Linked DNA regions of Homo sapiens: region 2 is linked to region 1. Evidence: chromatin loops called from intact Hi-C (ENCODE). Cell type or tissue: PC-3. All regions are shown on one strand.

Evidence for each region. Hi-C counts contacts between places; a loop is a spot of excess contacts. Peaks named below come from ENCODE experiments on the same cell type or tissue, not always from the same donor. Only the 100,000 strongest peaks of a DNase experiment are listed, where the experiment ranks them.
Region 2: it touches region 1 in a loop (8-fold over the local background); 4 of 110 quality-filtered maps call a loop at or near these places.

What each region holds. Positions count from the first base shown.
Region 1 is chr9:4,848,705-4,851,204 of GRCh38, reverse strand. It overlaps RCL1 (RNA terminal phosphate cyclase like 1), which reads right to left. Exons shown (of 9, transcript NM_005772.5): 8 at 1,655-1,758. It overlaps MIR101-2 (microRNA 101-2), which reads right to left and starts at 908; the gene lies at 830-908. It overlaps LOC124902113 (a long non-coding RNA gene), which reads right to left and starts at 838. Exons shown (of 2, transcript XR_007061402.1): 1 at 1-838. In PC-3, CTCF peaks have their summits at 1,301 and 1,502; no DNase peak of the experiment used is centred here.
Region 2 is chr9:4,923,329-4,925,828 of GRCh38, reverse strand. No RefSeq gene overlaps it. Among named protein-coding and RNA genes, the nearest start is that of JAK2, 61 kb to the left of the region's middle. RefSeq lists enhancers at 1,432-1,491, 1,512-1,671. In PC-3, a CTCF peak has its summit at 1,425 (motif pointing right); no DNase peak of the experiment used is centred here; H3K27ac peaks cover 967 bases.

The sequences.
Region 1 (2,500 bases):
ATGCAAGTTTTCTGGAAGAAAAGACACTACAATTAATGTTTGGTGAGAAGATGTGTTGAAGAGGACACAGGAACTTTCAAAAATGTCCAGTCATATCTTGAGCATCTCTGCAAAGCTTGAAAACATCATACAGGTCCTGGAGCCAAATTGAAAAATCTCCAAAAGCAAAAGAAAAAAAGTGTCACGAAAAAAAACATATATGTATTCCATTTTCACAGAATGTTCTGCCAAACCCCATGCCCCAGGACCACACACATTCAAGACAACACCCCATACCTCATACCGTGTGTGCAAGCAGGACTTCCCCAGGCCTGAAGCAAGGGCTGGGAAACGGCAGCTACGAGCCCAGCTACAAAGCCGGTGGGGCCACAGTGGCCACACAGCTGGCAGCCGCCTCCAGTGAGCTCTCTACAGGAAGCGAGTCTCTGTACCTAGGGTGCCATTCTTCCAGCCCTCATCTCCTCTCCAAGTACTTAACTACCAAGTCTATTTTAGCATTGTTTACTACTGATGTTACCACGCCATTTAGGATTACTCAATTTTAGGTATCCTGTCCTACGAAATACTTTTACACAAGCTATCAGGAGATAATGTGGTCCTTACCAGTTTCCTGCTTATCAGTCTTCCCTCTCTGCTAACAGAATGTATTCTCTTCCATTTTCCTGTTCTAAAAAAACCTCCCACCACGAATTCCAAAAAAAAAAAAAAAAAGAAAAAAAAAAGCCTCCATAAGAATTTATTTCAAGCTCCTGGTTTTCATGCCCCCAACGCCATGGCCCAAGGGTGCATAGCCCCACCGCAGTCCTCAACCCTTTCTCAATGTGATGGCACCACCATTCTTCAGTTATCACAGTACTGTACCTTTCAGATATACAGCATCGGTACCATGATAACCGAAAAAGGACAGTTCAGTCTCATATCTACCTGAATATTCCCTGCCACCCAGCTCACCAACCTCAGATGGGCCATATGATGATCTCCAAGTATGCAAGCACGTGAAAACACACACACACAATGTCAGTACTCAAATAGGCTGTTTTCCGCAACCTCATTTACTATCAATAGGAAATGCTTCTTTCACAGTGTCATTTATAATTCAAGTCTTCTGACACTGTTCTTTTTGAAGAGTGCTTGCTTTTACACCACAGCAGTCAACTTCTGCTAACATTCAACAATCCAAACTCACTTCTACAATTCCCTACTAGTCCAGTAGCATTAATACAAACTCTGTCTTTTGTCATCTTTCCCAGTGAGCTCATATCCTATCATCTTAGACAAAAAGCCTGTTTTCCCACAGCAAGTTAGACAGCTAAGGAAAAGAATGATTAAAAAAAAACTAGTAATAAAATCCAAGCTACACCAAACCAGGAGTTTACCTCTAACCTGGAAACAAAATCTAAAGCACGAACAAAATAACTGCCCAATAGAGATCATGCAATTTCAGTTACCTGGGATTAAGGAAGGAAAGAAATGCAAAAATCCTTGTATGTAAAAATAAACACCAGGTTAAGAGTGACAACTGCTGGCTGATTTGAGGATAAACACAAGCAGGTGTTCATAGTGCAGGCTCTGTGCAGCACAACACCCTTTGTCATTTTGGGCAATGAGAAAATTACACTGGACAGAATAACGAGGTTGAAAAAGAATAACTTACGTGTAGGGAGAGAGAGGGCCTAGCAGGACTTTGGAAACATCCTGCTGTCCAAGGGTCATGAGTAGTAGCGCCAGGCTTTGGTTGGTCGAGTCTACGCATCCACCCTGTAAACACAAATTAATAATTGTACAAACCAGAAAATGGAAAGCCAACAAAAGAGAGGAGGAAAAAAAAAACCAGAAACATACACTCATAATATCAAAATCCAAAGTTCAAGCAACAATAAAACAGAATACAGGTCTTATAAGAGTAATCATTGTATCAACTAACTGTAGAGGGTTAAACTAACAGTTAATTAGAGCAACTGTAATAGTTGAGACTATCAGAATGAGACTATCAGATTCAAATCTTCTTAAGTGAATCTAGTAAAAAAAAAAAAAAATGAAACTTTCCCTTTATCATTAAAGCAGCAGCAGGAGGACATCATCTTTATTGAGTATATGCAAAAAAAAAAAAATCTTAATCAGTTCTAGAAGATGTAGAGTTAATTCCAAGGGTTAAGTGGATGACGCTCATATTTATTGAATCTGTCACAGAACAACACAGTCTATCTGACATGAAACGGCCTTTTCATGGCCTTACTTTTACACTTATTCAAATACATTCAGGAAACTGCTTGCCATACTCTATTAACTTCTCTCCTTTATCTCTTCCTGAGTTCCTTAAAACTGAAGACTTGTTAAGGTTAGATCCCTTTATTCTTACTACTTATGTATAAAATTATGCCTTCCACCCCCTTTTCCTTCCCTTTCTTCCAAATTAACAAGCAGAACAGACTTCTCTTCAAACACTTTCTCCTGAGGTACAACTGCTTAGGTTGCCTTTCTTCTTTTGTTTTTCATTTTC
Region 2 (2,500 bases), 75 kb before region 1:
TCATTTTTGTGATTACAAATTAAGACACTATAAACATTTGTGTACAGGTTTTCATGTGAATATGTTTTTATTTCTCTTGAAAAAATACTCAGGAGTGAGACTGCTGGTTCACGTGGTAAGGGTATGGTTAATTTTATAAGACACTACCAGATTGTCTTCCAAAGGGGCTGTACTATTTTGCATTCCCATTAGCAATGTATGAGATTTCCACTTGCTCTGCATCCTCATCATCGCTTAATATTCCCAGTTATTATTTTTATTTAGTTATACTAACAAGTGTGTAGTAATATCTTGTGGTTTTAATTTGCATTTCCCTAAGCTTGAATTTTTGGCAGGTGTCATTTTTTAGAAAAAAAAATTATTGAAAATATTATTTAAAGAAACAATAGAATATAAAAAAAGCTTTAGAGTTTTTATCAAAAAGTCATAAGAAGATATCGTCACAGTTTTTGCTTTGGAAGTGTGGTGTACAGTCAAGCAAGGGCCACGTATCTTCTTTTCTCCAAGAGACCATATACTAGTTCCAGCTCTGCCACTCTGCAGCTGTGAGACCATATCCTCCAGAACCTCATTCCTCATCCAAAAAATGAGGGTTGAACTACATCAATTTTTCCCGGCTTTGGCTGTATCTTGAATTCACCTGGGCAGATTTAAAAATCCTGATGCCCAGGCCACACCTCAAGCCAGAAATTAAATTAAATCAAACTCTCTAGAGATCGGACCCAAGCATCAGTATTTTAAAGCTTCCCAGGTCATCTCATGGGCAACCAAAGCTGAAAAGCCCTCAACTAATCTCTAATTGCTTCGAACCTCAAAACTTTTTTTTTTTTTCTCCTGAGACAAGGTCTCACTCTGTCACCAAGGCTGGAATGCAGTGGCATGACAAATGCTCTCTGCAGCCTCAAACTCCTGGCCTTAAGTGATCCTCCTGCCTCAGCCTCCCGAGCAGCCACTGTGCCCGGCCAAACCCCAAAATTACATTAGTCTAATTTCAGCTTTCTCTGGCCTATTTAAGTCAGGACCACTCTAATGGAGTCAGATGATTCTTTATTGGGGGTGGGGGGATCCCTTATGCATTGTAGGACGTTGGGCCGCATCCTTTGCCTCTACCCACCAGATGCCAGTGGCACCATCCCTGCCTCTCAGTTACCAGCTGTAACAACCAAAAATGTCTCTAGATATTGTCAAATGTTCTCTGGAATGGAAAAATCTCCCCTGATGGAGAACCACTGCTTTACTGCATGCCACAGTACACCAAACACAATTCAGCGGAATTTAAAAGCTTTTATAATAGCAACATATTCTTCTGTGTTTTATCCTATCTGCTAGTGCCTCCACCCCACTTTTCTATTAAACAAACTGAAACTCTGTCTAGGCTTTAATTTTTAGGTTGAGTTGTCAACAACCAGCAGAGGGCACTTCTAAAAATGGATTGATGCTTCTAAGTTCTGAGCCCCAGCAGGTGGTAGTAAGATAAAGGCAAAAGCCCACGGCTCGGTCCCATGACCCCTGAGTGTGGGATGAGGGGCCGCAGGAGGAAGACAAGACTGAGGGCTGAAGAAGGGATTTGAGGAGAGAAGAAATAGTAGAGCAGGGGAGTTGTCAGGCCAAGTAGTCAAAGATGTCAAAGATGTAACAGGCCCAGTGAACTGGAAATTGGTTCTAGGAACTAAAAGGGATTCCAGTTAGGTGGAGAGCTGAGGTTGCATCTAGTTTCCTAGAGGGACCTAGACTTCTTTCTCCTTTTGCCTGGCCTAACCCAACTGCCTCTAAAAGGGAGTGTGTGACAAAGCTGTAAACAACCCCACTCCACTTGTGACCCTGTGAGGGAGCCCAAGATATCACATTGTAACTGCCACATTGCATCACAATTACAACTGCTACAATGTATTATGCTCTGGGTCTGCCATACGGTTTTCTGGAGGGCCTAAAAGTTCCAGTAGTCTTCTCTCCAGGTTCCTGTCATGCTGGTTTTGTTATCATTCTCAGTAAAATGTCACCATTGACTCCGTTTTCTTGAGAGCCATGAACTCTTCTAAAAATAGGTCTAACATCAGCTTTCATTACATGCCTCTTCTCATGTACCACCAGGCTTGATTTTCCCTCTGTTTTCTTTCTTCCAACAACAACATATTCCAAAGTCCTTTCAGAGGCAGCTTGGCCTGATGGTTCAAACAGTTCTTTTCTGACATCTCTTCAGTCTTCTGGCAAAATTAGAGCAGTGCCTGGCTCACAAGGAGAAGAATGGCCACCTAAGACAGTGTAATTTTTTTCCCGAAAATATACTCATCACATATTTTCCCATTTTAAAATAATATATAGATAGTAGAGAAATTTTGCAAAGGACAGAACAGTAGAAAAAAATAAGATAATCCCAGCCAGGGCCATTCTAGATGAGCCAATGGCCAGTGGACTCTGTGTCCACTTGGCTTGGCAAGCCCAGCCAAGATCACCTAAGCTCAACCTGAATTAGCAAAGCTACATAGACTCTTGAATTAAA